Linked DNA regions of Homo sapiens: region 2 is linked to region 1. Evidence: read pairs that join two places in POLR2A ChIA-PET (ENCODE). Cell type or tissue: A673. All regions are shown on one strand. Each heading gives the region's core, and the rest is flanking DNA. Links, peaks and the distances in the headings are about the cores only.

What was found. ChIA-PET counts read pairs that join two places held together with the same protein. Peaks named below come from ENCODE experiments on the same cell type or tissue, not always from the same donor. Only the 100,000 strongest peaks of a DNase experiment are listed, where the experiment ranks them.
Region 2: POLR2A ChIA-PET joins it to region 1 with 10 read pairs; 6 of 35 experiments call an interaction of 5 or more read pairs at or near these places.

What each region holds. Positions count from the first base shown.
Region 1 is chr19:16,775,231-16,783,344 of GRCh38, reverse strand. It overlaps NWD1 (NACHT and WD repeat domain containing 1), which reads right to left. Exons shown (of 19, transcript NM_001007525.5): 12 at 3,880-4,002. Among named protein-coding and RNA genes, the nearest start is that of SIN3B, 50 kb to the left of the region's middle. In A673, for the core only: a CTCF peak has its summit at 4,359 (motif pointing left); a DNase peak (open chromatin) is centred at 4,344.
Region 2 is chr19:17,054,059-17,059,058 of GRCh38, reverse strand. It overlaps HAUS8 (HAUS augmin like complex subunit 8), which reads left to right. Exons shown (of 11, transcript NM_033417.2): 7 at 183-248; 8 at 352-510; 9 at 3,057-3,198. Among named protein-coding and RNA genes, the nearest start is that of HAUS8, 19 kb to the left of the region's middle. In A673, for the core only: no CTCF peak of the experiment used is centred there; a DNase peak (open chromatin) is centred at 2,918.

The DNA of each region.
Region 1 (8,114 bases), core at 1,565-6,564:
TATTTTTAAGAGACAGGTACAGTGGCTTATGCCTGTAATTCCAGCACTTCAGGAGGCTGAGGTGGGAGGATGGCTTGATACCAGGAATTCAAGACCAGCCTGGGAAACACGGTGAGACCCAGTCTCTACAAAAACTGTTTTAAAAAGTAGTTGGGCATGGTGGCATGCACCTGTGCTCCTAGCTCTTCAGGAGGCTGAGGTGGGAGGATTGCTTGAACCTGGGATGTCAAGATTGTAGTGTACTATGATTGCACCATTGTGCTCCAGCATGGATGACAGAGTGAGATCCTGAAAAAAAAAAAAGAAAGAAAGAAAAGAAAGAAAGAAGGAAAGAAAGAAAGAGAGAGAGAAAGGAGGGAGGGAGGGAGGAAGGAAAGAAGGGAGGAAGGGGAAGGGGGGAAGGAAGGGAAGGAAGGAAGGAAAGGAAGGAAAGAAGGAAGGAAGGATGGAAAAAGAAAGAGAAAGAAAGAAAGAAAGAAAGAAGGAAAAGGAAGAAAGAAAAAGAAACACAGCCAACAACAACCAAAAGACAGGATCTCACTCTGTTGCCCAGGCTGAACTCAAACACCCGGGCTCAAGGCATCCTCCTCCTTGTAGCTGGGACTACAGGCACACACCACTGCATCCAGCTTTTCCAAATATTTTCAATCCACAGTCGGTTGAATCTATAGATGCAAAACCCACAGATATGGAGGGCCAATTAAACTTTTGATTTTTCAAAAGATTGTGTCATAATATTATGTATCTTGTCAATTGAGCCTTTTAGGGCACCCCTTTAAATTTTTTAAAAATTTGAATATGTCATCTCTAATAGAAATTTGATTCAGCTCTTTAGACCTTCTCCACCCCCACCCATTTTTCTGTTTGTTTGGTTTTTTGGAAACAAGGTCTCACTCTGTCGCCCAGGATGGAATACAGTGGTGCAAACATGGCTCACTGCAGCCTCCAACTCCTGGACTCAAGCAATCCTCTTGGCTCAGCCTCTCACGTAGCTGGGACTTCAGGTGCACACCACCATGCCTGGCTAATTTAAAACACTTTTTTTTTTTTTTTTTTTTTTAGAGGTGACGTCTTGCTATGTTGCACAGGCTGGTCTTGAATTCTGGGCCTCAAGTGATCCTCCCATCTTCAAAGTGCTGGGATTACAGGTGTGAGTCCTGTTTTATTAATTAAATAAAATGCCCAACCTGTTTTCTTAATTACATAAAAGGGTTAGATTAGATTCTTTTTTTTTTTCTTTTTTTTTTTTTTGAGACAGAGTCTCACTCTGTCGCCCAGGCTGGAGTGCAGTGGTGCAATCTCGGCTCACTGCAAGCACCACCTCCTGGGTTGATGCCATTCTCCTGCCTCAGCCTCCCGAGTAGCTGGGACTACAGGCACCCACCATCACGCCCAGCTAATTTTTTTTGTATTTTTAGTAGAGACAGGGTTTCACCGTGTTAGCCAGGATGGTCTCGATCTCCTGACCTTGTGATCCACCCGCCTAGGCCTCCCAAAGTGCTGAGATTACAAGCGTGAGCCACTGCACCTGGCCTAGATTAGATTCTTTCTAAAGCTAATTTTCGATGACTTGATTCTGTTAAATGTATTTTTTAAACACATGGGATATTTTAACTTATTTATTCAACAAATAAGCATGGAGTATGTTGAATAAAACATAACCCTTGCCCTCAAACAATAGTAATAAGATCTCAGGTCAACAAATAAATGTAGTCTTGCTTTTTTTTTTGAGATAGGGTCTCGCTGTGTTGCACAGGCTAGAGTACAGTGGTGTAATCACAGCTCACTGTAGCCCCAATCTCCTGAGCTCAAGCGATTCTCATGCCCCAGCCTCCCAAGTAGCTGGGACTAAAGGTGTGCACCACCATGCCTGGCTAATTTTTGCATTTTTTGTAGAGATGTGGGTTCACCATGTTGCCCAAGCTGGTCTCAAAATCCTGAGCTTAAATGATCTGCCTGCCTCAGCCTCCTAAAGTGCTGGGATAAGCCACCACGCCCAGCCAACTGTAGTCTTAGCCAATGTGGTCCTATGTATATCAAGCTGCAGGAGAGCACAAGGTAGCTAGTTATGAACTCTACTGTGGGAATCATCTCTCCCAAAGGGAGGACCCTTGAGATTAGTCTTCAAGAATGAATAGTTTTCCATCCTAGTCCCGACCCTCGTCTATCTCTCTTCAGCATCTAGAACAGGACCTGGTACTCAGCAGGCACTCAACAATTGATTACAGAAATAAGCCATATCTGTTAAGGGACTATGTAGAAATAAACAACCTTACTTAGGATCTGAGGTCGACAAATGCAAAAAGGACCACAATTCTTTACCCTTACTGATCCACATCCTTGGCAATGTGACTTTGCAGCTCCTCCCATCAAAAAATGAAGCCTAGGCTGGGTGTAGTGGCTCACACCTGTAATCTCAGCACTTTGGAAGGACAAGGCGAGAGGATTGCTTGAGCTCAGGAGCTTGAGACCAGCCTCAGCAACATAGTGAGACCCTGTCTCTACCAAAAAATACAAAAATCAGCCAGGTGTGGTGGTGTGTGCCTGCAGTCCCAGCTACTCAAGAGGCTGAGATGGGAGGATTGCTTGAGCCCAGGAGGCTGAGAGTGCAGTGAGCTGAGATTGTGCCACTGCACTCCAGCTTGGGCAACAGAGCAACACCCTGTCAGAAAAAAAGAATGAGAAAAAGAAAAGGAAAGAGAAGAGAAAGGAAAGGAAAGGAAAGAGAAAAGAAAAGAAGGCAGAAAGCCTATTTAGCCTATTTCCCTACTGGACTGCTCTTGTGAATTCCTTTGGTCAAGAGAATGTGAATGTGACCAGGTGCCAACTCCAAGTCCAGGCTTAAGAGATTCTGTGAGTGCCTACTTGTTTTCTTGAAACCCTGCCTTTGGCTGGGCACGGTGGCTCACGCCTGTAATCCCAGCACTTTGGGAGGACGAGGTGGGTGGATCACAAGGTCAGGAGATTGAGACCATCCTGGCTAACACGGTGAAACCCCGTCTCTACTAAAAAATATAAAAAATTAGCCAGGCATGGTGGCGGGCGCCTGTAGTCCCAGCTACTCGGGAGGCTGAGGCAGGAGAATGGCGTGAACCTGGGAGGCAGAGCTTACAGTGAGCCGAGATTGCACCACTGCACTCTAGCTTGGGCGACAGAGCAAGACTCCGTCTCAAAAAAAAAAAAAAAGAAACCTTGCCTTTGCTGGGGATGAGAGACCTGAAGGACGCTGAATGATGACAGACCACGTGGAGCAAAGTTGAGTTGCCTCATTTGAAAATATTCAGATTCAGCCAGCTCCTAGATAATCCACTGACTGACTGCAGATACATGAGCAAGCCCAGCTGAGAGCAGAAAACTGCCCAGCTGCGTCCAGCCTGCATTGCCAATGCACAGGAAGTGAGCTAAAGAAATAGCTTGTTTGTGGCTCAAATTTGTAATCCCAGCTACTTGGTAGGCTAAGGAGGGAGGATCACTTGAGCCCAAGAGTTTCAGACCAGCCTGGGCAACATAGCAAGACCCCATTTCTAAAAACATTAAAAAATTAGCTGGGTATAGTGGTATGTGCTTGTAGTCCCAGCTACTCAGGAGGCTGAGGCAGGAGGATCACTTGGCCCAGGAGTTTGAGGCTGCAGTGAGTTATAAACACACCACTGCACTCCAGCCTGGGCAATACAGTGAGATCCCATATTTAAAAAGAAAAAGAAATGGCTTGTTTGAAACTACTGTGTTTGGGGATGGTTCATTATGCAACTATAGCTAAGTGATGCAGGAACAAAGGCCAGGGTTTCAATACAGAGAAGTGAATCTGTGGGGAAGGGGCTCTGAGAACCAACTTTTCACTATGGAAGCTGACCACAAAGCCCACTTCCCAAGTCTCACCTGTGTGTCCAGTTAGCATGTGGATCACATGCTGCTCTTCCATGTCCCACACAGCCATGATGCCATCCTGGGTGCCAATCACCAGCAGCTTCTCCTCCACACCCCATGCCATGGCGGTGATGCCTGCAGCCACACAGAGGCAACAGCAATGATCTCAGTTCCTGTGTCCAAGTATTCAGCTATGGGGTCCTCTAATGAGCCCCCCACTTCACAGATAAGACAACTGAGGCACAGAGAGATTTGGTCCCTTGCCCAAAGCTGCACAGCAAGGATTAGATTCGCAGACTCAGATGCACAGATTCACACTCTGGCCTGTGACATTCACTTCGCTCTTAGGTAGGGAAGGGGACTGCATCACAGTGTGGTCATAAGTGTCTGTCTAGTCTAGCAGTGCTCACCCAGCGGACACATATCGGTTTCTGGAGACATCTTGAGGTGCCACAATGGGGACAAGGATGCTCAAGGACAGTACTGCCATCTGGTGGGTGCAGGCCAGGGATGCTGTTCAACACCCAGCAACGCATGACAACCCCATCCCAGAGAAAGATTCAGCCCCAGAAGTCAGCAATGCCATGGCTGAGAAACCCTGCCTTAGTTGAAGAAAACTCAGAAACAAAATCACATTGGCCATGGCCGGGCACGGTGGCTCATGCCACCCAGCACTGTGGGAGGCCAATACTTTGGGAGGCCAAACTTTGGGAGGCCGAGGTGGGCGGATCACTTGAGGTCAGGAGTTCAAGACCAGCCTGTCCAACATGGAGAAACCCAGTCTCTACTAAAAATATAAAAATTAGCCAGGCATAGTGAAGCACACCTGTAATCCCAGCTACTCGGGAGGCTGAGGCCAGAGAATGACTTGAGCCCAGGAGGTGGAGGTTGCAGTGAGCTGAGATCACACCACTGCACTCCAACCTGGGTGAGAGAGGGAGACTCTGTCTCAACAACAACAACAACAACAAAAAAAAAAAAAAGAAGAAGAAGAAGAAGAAAGAAAAGAAAAGAAAGAAAGAAATTATATTGGCTGAGAATGAGGATTATGTTTTTGACATCTCTGAGTTCAACTGGTGTAGAAAAACAAGGGCTGATGTCCTAAAGAAAAAAAATATATATTTGCCAATGAATTGGGCAAACACACCCCAAGGATCTCTGCCTGGTGGAGTTTGATTAAAATATCACTGCAGAGAGAGAAGGGCCAAGATATATTGGAGAAAACGTGGGCCTAGACACTAAGAAACTGAACTTTCTGAATGTCCTGGAGTAAAGAAAGGAAGTCCTTTTCCTTCTGTGTGCCTCTTCCACATGTGTAAAATGGGTGGTGCTGAATCAGAGCCCGTCAAGCTCTGAGAATACAGAATTTTGTTTCCACCTCATCGGGACAGAGAGTGAGGAGATGGGATTTGTTTTCTTTTCCTTTCTTCTCCTCCCCTTCCCTCCCTTTCCCTTCCCTCCCCTTCCTTCCCTTTCCCTTCCCTCCCCCTTCCTCCATTTCCTTCCCTTTCCCTTCCCTCCCTTTCCTTTCCTTCCCTTTCCCTTCCCTCCCTTTCCTTTCCTTCCCCTCCCCTTTCTCTTTCCTTCCCCTTTCCTCTCCCCTCCCCTTCCCCCCTCTTCCCTTCCCTTTCCCCTCCCCTTCTCTCCCTCTTCCCTTCCCTCCCCTTCCCTTCCCTTCCCTCCCCTTTCCCTTCCCCTTCCCTCCTCTTCCCTACCCTCTCATTCCCTCCCCTCTCCTTCCTTTCCCTCCCATCCCCTTCCCTCCCCTTCCCTTCCCTTCCCTCCCCTTTCTCCTTCCCTCCTTTTTCCCCTGCTCTCCCCTTTCCCTTCCCCTTCCCTCCCCCTTCCCCTCCACTTCCCTCCCCTTTCCCCTCCCCTCCACTTTCCCCTCCCCTCCCCTATCCCCTCCTCTCCTTCCCCTCCCCTTCTCTCCCTCTTCACTCCCATCCCTTTCTCACCTCTCCCCTCCCCTTCCCTTTCCTCCCCTTTCCCTTCCCCTTCCCTCCTCTTCCCTCCCCTCCCATTCCCTCCCCTTTCCTTCCCTTCCTTCCCCTTTCCCTTCCCCTTCCCTCCCTTTCCCTCTCCTTCCCTCCCCTCCCTTCCCCTCCCCTCCCCTTCTCTCCTCTTTCCCCTCCCCTTCCCTTCCCTCCTCTTTCCCCTCCCCTTTCCTCCTCTTCTCTTCCCTCCCTTTCCCTCCCCTCCCCTTCCCTCCCCTTTCCCTTCCCCTTCCCTCCCCTTCCCTCCCCTCCCCTTCCCTTTCCCCTCCCCTTCCCTTCCCTCCCCTTTCCCCTCCCCTTCCCTTCCCTCCCCTTTCCCTTCCCCTTCCCTTCCCTCCCCTTTCCCCTCCCCTTCCCTCCCCTTCCCTTTCTTCCCCTTTCCCCTTCCCTCCCCTTCCCTTTCTTCCCCTTTCCCCTTCCCTTCCCTCTTCCCTCCAGTTCCCTTTCCCTTCCCTCCAGTTCCTTCCCTCTTCCCTCTCCTTTCCCTCCCTTCCCCTCCCCACTCTCCTTCCCTTCCTTTTCTTCTTCTTTTTTTTTTTCAGATAGGGTCTCACTCTATCACCCAGGCTGGAGTGCAGTGCCACAATCACAGCTCACTGCAGCCTCGAACTCTTGGGCTCAAGCCATTCTCCCATCTTAGCCTCCTGAGTAGCTGAGACTATAGGCACATACCACCATGACCAGCTTTTTTTTTTTTTTTTTTTTTTAACTTTTTGTAGAGGCAAGGTCTCCTTATGTTGCCCAGGCTGGTCTTGAACATCTCGGCCCAAGAGATCTTCTTGCCTTGGCCTCCCAAAGAGCTGGGATTATAGGCATAAATCACTGTGCTCAGCCCCTTTTACTTTTTTTCTTATGCACTCATTGTGTGACCTTGGAAATATTAACTCATACTTTTCATTTTTTTTTTTTTTGTGAGACGGAGTTTTACTCTTTCGCCCAGGCTGGAGTGCAGTGGAACGATCTCCGCTCACTGCAACCTCCGCCTTCCAGTTTCAAGCAATTCTCCTGCCTCAGCCTCCAGAGTAGCTGGGATTACAGGTGTCCGCTACAACGCCCGGCTAATTTTTGTATTTTTAGTAGAGACAGGGTTTCACCATGTAGGCCAGGCTGGTCTTGAACTCCTGATCTCATGATCCACCTGCCTCAACCTCCCAAAGCGCTGGGATTACAGGCGTGAGCCACCATGCCTGGCCATACTTTTCATATTAAAAATGAACAAACTGAAGTCCACACAGGTAAGAACTTTCTCAACTTTAACAGAACTAGAGGATGTACAGCGGGGCACAGTGGATCTGAAACACAGAACATTTCCCTGCCCCAGAGATGAGAAAAATGTCACGCTAAGCTGTAACTTCCTATGCCTGTGCCATGACAGACATCATTAATCAATCACAGCACTATGTGCGATTTGTGCCCCCATAGTCATTCTATCATCTCACCTTTAGTAATAAAACCCAAAAGCCTACAGGTTTTAGCTGAGTACATAGTTATCCGCACAAAGACCACATTTCCCTGGCTGAGCACAGTGGCTCAACCCTGTAATCCCAGCACTTTGGGAGGCCAAGGTAGGCGATCACCTGAGGTCAGGAGTTTGAGACCAGCCTGGCCAACATGGTGAAACCCTGTCTCTACCAAGAATACAAAAATTAGCCAGGCATGGTGGCATGTGCCTGTAATCCCAGCTACTTGGGAGGCTGAGGCAGGAAAATGGCTTGAATCTGGGAAGCAGAGGTGCAGTGAGCCGAGATTGCGCCACTGCACTCCAGCCTGGGCGACAAGAACAAAACTCCATATAAAAAGTAAAAATAAAAATAAAAATATAAAAACATATTTCCCAGGCTTCCTTACAGTTGGAGATATCCAAGTTCTTGCCAATGAGACAGGAGTGGAAATATTTAGTTCTGCTTCCAGGTCGTGCCCTTAAAATGAAGAGGCCTGCCATCTGCTTCTCCTATTCCCCACTGGCTGGAATGCCATCTTGATGGTAGGAGTTGGAGCAGCTATATTGGGCCAACGAGGACAGCCCTACACTGAAAATGGCAGAGCGCCAGACTGAAAGAGTATGGGTCCCAGACACCCTAAAGACTCCCTCTTGCCTCTGCTTTTGCTTGAACTATTTCAAAAGAGAGAATTAAACTCCTATCTTATTTAAGCCACTGATATTTTGGCCATTTTTTTTTACAACATCTGAGCCTATATTCTAACAAATACACACTCTTTCCCACTAAGCTAGCTTCAGTCTTAGAATCC
Region 2 (5,000 bases), core at 1-5,000, 280 kb before region 1:
TCAGCGCCGCAGAAAACCAAATAAAAGAAAATAGAAGCAATAGACCCACTACAGTAGAGAACTACCGAATATCAAACTGAATACAGAAAATCCACACAAGCCAGAGTTCTCCCCCTGCTGGGAAAAGAGCTGGATTTATACCACTTCATCAGGAATTGAGAGGGTCTTTTTCTTTTCTTAAGGATTTATCTGAAGCAATGGAAATGATGGAGTCTCAGACACTACTGCTGACGCTACTATCCGTAAAGGTGAAAACAGTTTCTTGTTCACGTATGCCATGGATGGAAGGGTGGCCTCCATTCACGGGGAGGGAGTCCCCACCTGCTTGAGCTTTTCTTTCACATTTAACAGATGGAGAACAATCTTGCTGAGTTTGAAAGAAGGGCAGAAAAGAATTTATTAATAATGTGTAAGGAGAAGGAGAAGCTACAGAAAAAGGCCCACGAGCTGAAGCGCAGGCTTCTCCTCTCTCAGAGGAAGCGGGAGCTGGCAGATGTCCTGGATGCCCAGGTCAGTTGTAAGTGACACTCTGTGACCAGTGAGTGTTCCCTGTGAATCTGTCCCATCTCCACTGTTTCGGTAGCATTCGTGCTAGGGTATCATTGCTCACTGGCTTCTAACTGTGTTGGGCTTTTAATGCCACACTTGCTCTGGTCCTGGTGTTGGTCTATGATGACACTTTTAGAGAATGAGGTTACAAAGTAAAGTGTGAATGAATAAGGGAGGTGTGCACCTTCTATGCACTTGTGCAGAGACTTCCTGAGCGCCTGATGATCGTGAGCAGCAACAGGATGACGTGCTCTGGGACTCCCCTGCAGGGTCAGGGTACTGGTGAGAGGCACATCACTCCTAATGCTGTGTGGTCAGCAGTGTCCATGTGGGAGAAGGACAGGAACAAACCCCTGGAACCCAGAAAGGGCTGATTGGCAGGGGCGGACCCCCCACCCAGTGGGTGAGTTTCCTGTGGTTGCTGGGACAGAGTCCCACAACCTGGGTGGGCAAAACAACTGGAATTCATTCTCTTACGGTTCAGGAAGCTGAAAGTCCGAGATTGAGGTGTTGGTGGTTGGCCCTGTCTGAGGGCTGCGAGGGAGAATCTCTCCTGGCCCTGTCTTTGGCCTGTGAATGGTTGTCTTCTCTGTGTTCACATGTCCTCCCTGCTGTGTGTGTCTGTGTCCCCCTTTCCCCACAAGACACCAGTCGTGTTGGATTAGCATCCCCCCTACAACCCCCCTATCACCTCATGTTAACTTGATGACCCTGATAAAGTCCCTCTTTTCAAATAAGGGCACATTCCAAGGTACTGGGAGTTGGATCATCAGGTATGAATTTGGGGGGATACAGCTCAACCCCTAACATCCAAAATTTTCATGTGAGCACCCGTGCAGCTAGACCCTGGGCTTGAGTACAAGGTCTCTGACTTTAGGGAGCTCAAAATGGAAGAAAAAGAGACAAACCCAGTTGACCCTCAAACAACACGAATTTGAAGTGTGAGGTTCCACTTACATGCAGATTTTTTTCAATAAGTATATTGGAAAAAGTTTTAGAGATTTGTGACAATTTGAAGAAACTCATAGATGAACCTTATAGCCTAGAAATACTGAAAAAATTAAGAAAAAGTTAGGCATGTCATGAGTGCATACATACTTGTCCCAGCATGGGCAACATAGTGACACCCAATCTCTACAAAAAAATTTTTTTTTTTTTTGAGATGGGCGTCTTGCTCTGTCACCCAGGCTGTAGTGCAGTGGTGCTGTCTCAGCTCACTGCAACGTCCGCCTCCCAGGTTCAGGCAACTCTCATACCTGAGCTTCCTGAGTAGCTGGGACTACAGGCATGCACCACCACGCCCAGCTAAATTTTGTATTTTTAGTACAGACAGGGTTTTGCCATGTTGGCCAGGCTGGTCTCGAACTCTGGACCTCAAGTGATCCGCCCTCCTTAGCCTCTGAAAGTGCTGGGATTATAGGTGTGAGCCACTGCATCCGGCCAATTTCTATAAAAATTAAAAATTAGCCAAGTGTGGTGGCATATGCCTATAGTCCCAGCTACTTGGGAAGCTGAGGCAAGAGGTTTGCTTGACCCTGGGAGGTGGAGGCTGCAGTGAACTGTGATCACTCCACAGCACTCCACCTTGGGCAACACAGTAAGATCTGTCTATAAAAAATATGTATGTGCAGTGGCTCACGCCTGTGATCCCAGCACTTTGGGAGGCTGAGGTGGGCGGATTACTTGAGGTCAGGAGTTTGAGACCAGCCTGGCCAACATGGTGAAACCCCGTCTCTACTAAAAATACAAAAAATTAGCTGGGCATGGTGATGCGTGCCTGTAACCCAGCTACTTGGGAGACTGAGGCGCAAGAATTGCTGGAACCCGGGAGGCAGAGGTTGCAGTGAGCCGAGACTGCGCCGCTGCACTCCAGCCTGGGAGACAGAGCAAGATTCCATCTAAAAAATATATATGTGTATGTGTGTGTGTGTGTGTCTGTATGTGTGTCTGTGTGTGTGTGTATGTGTGTGTGTATATAGATGCTAATCTATTTACATGTTTATTGAATGTTTACTATCAGTAAGGTTTCAGTCAGCAGTAGCTATCAGTAAATTTGGGGGAAGTCAAAAGTTAGATACAGATTTTTGACTGCACAGGGGTTGATGCCCCAAACTCCCGTGTTGCTCAAGGGTCAATCGTATATCATTTCAAACCCCCATGAAGACCCAGACAGCATGTTTGGGGTGGGAGTGGGCCATGCCGGGGATGGCCTTGTGGAAGGCAGGCGTTTAGGCGCAGTACTCTAAAGCAGGTGGGCTCAGCTGAGGGCCCAAGCCTAGAACCGCTGGCAGACACATGTTCTCAGTAAGGGGCCTGGGCCGCCTTGCCATCCACTTGGCTCTCTTGGGAAGAGCTCACCACACCCTCGGAAACTTCCTGAGCTCTGATTCCCTGGGGGGTGGTGAAGAACAGCGCTGTATCTTAACCCTGCACAAGCCGTTAAGCTTCTGTTAAGTTTCCAGAGAGGGGACTCCAGGGTCTCCCCTGATTATCCCTTCTGCTTACAGATCGAGATGCTCAGCCCCTTCGAGGCAGTGGCCACACGCTTCAAGGAGCAATACAGGACATTCGCCACGGCCCTGGACACTACCAGGCACGAGCTGCCCGTGAGGTCCATCCACCTGGAGGGAGATGGGCAGCAGCTCTTAGGTAGGAAACGGGGCGTCCCAGTGCGTGTGCAGCAGGCGGGGCGAGGAGCGTGTGTGGGTGCTTCCTGTGGGCCTGATGTCATCACCGCAAGTGCCCTCTTCCCCAACTAAGGCAGAGGATGGGGAGGGCTGGCCAGGCTGTGGTTCCTCCAAGGGTCTCGCCCTGAGTAAGTAACCACACTGGGATTTGAACCTTGGGCAGTGGGATTCACAGTGATCTGTCCTGCCGAAAGGCATTTTGCGGGGACGACCTGTAGTCTCCTGAGTCCTGCTCCCAACAAATATGCCGTAGTGGTTGGGGGGTGACAAGACCACCAGCCCCACCCCGGCTTTCCCCCTCAGCAGAGCAGTGAGGTCCCTTTCAGGCATAGGGTTCCCACCTAATCCCTAACTTGAAGACTTTGGCAAGTGTGAAAAACTGCCGCGTTGCACCTTAAATTCTCTTCAGAACAGGTATCTTCCCACAGAGCAAGTTTTTGGCTACCCTGGAGTTTGGTTCTTTTTTTTTTTTTTTTTTTTTTTGAGACAGCATCTTGCTGTGTCGCCCAGGCTGGAGTGCAGTGGCACAATCTCAGCTCACTGCAACCTCTGCTTCCTGGGTTTAAGTGATCCTCCCACCTCAGCCTCCTGAGTAGCTAGGAGTACACGTGGGCACCACCACACCTGGCTTATATATATATATATATATATATATATATATATATATATATATATATATTTTTTTTTTTTTTTTTTTTTTTTTTTTTTCTGTAGAGACGGGGTTTCGCTATGTTGCCAAGGCTGGACTTGAACTCTTGAGTTCAAGCAGTCCTCCCACCTTGGCCTCCCAAAGTGCTGGGATTATAGACATGAGTCACCATGCCCTGCCATTGTTCTTTTTTTTCTGCGGAGGTGGAATCTTCTAGCGTAGTCACCCAGCCTGGAGTACAGTAGTGCAATTATAGCTCACTGCAGCCTTCAACTTCTCAGGCTCTACTCAGATCCTCCCACCTCAGCTTCCTGAGTAGTAGCCTCCCTAGTGCTTCAGGCATCCACCACTGCACCTGGCTAATTTATTTTTGAAACGGAGTTTCACTCTTGTTGCCCAGGCTGGAGTGCAATGGTGCAATCCTGGCTCTCTGCAACCTCCACCTCCTGGGTTCAAGCGATTCTCCTGCCTCAGCCTCCCGAGTAGCTAGGATTACAGGCATGCACCACTATGCCCGGCTAATGTTGTATTTTTAGTAGAGACAGGGTTTCTCCATGTTGGTCAGGCTGGTCTTAAACTCCCGACCTCAGGTGATCTGCCCGCCTTGCCCTCCCAAAGTGCTGGGATTACAGGCATGAGCCACTGCTCCTGGCGCACCTGGCTAATTATTATATTTTTTTTTGTAGAGACGAGGTGTGGCTATGTTGCCCAGGCTGATCTAGAACTGCTGGGCTCAAGTGATCTCCTACCTTGGCCTCCCAAAGCACTGGGTTCCTGAATAGGTGTGAGCCCCCTGCCCGGCCGGGTTTCTGATTTTATGACTGCGGTCACCTCCACATCTGTAACTCTTAGAAAACACTCAGTCTCTGCTCAGTTCCTTAGGTAGTTCCTGGGAACGGCCTAGGGATCGTGTTGAGTTTTCCGGGGCTGCCATACCAAGCGGCCACAGAATGGGTGGTTTGCAACAACAGAAAGATATTCCCTCCCAGTTCTGGGAGTCTTGATTTCAGCCAGAAGTCTGAAATCAAGGCGTTGATGGGATTGGCTCCCTCCAGGGGCTGTCAGGTGAGCTCATCCTGTGTCTCCCCCACCTGCTGGTGGCTGCTGGTGGCCCT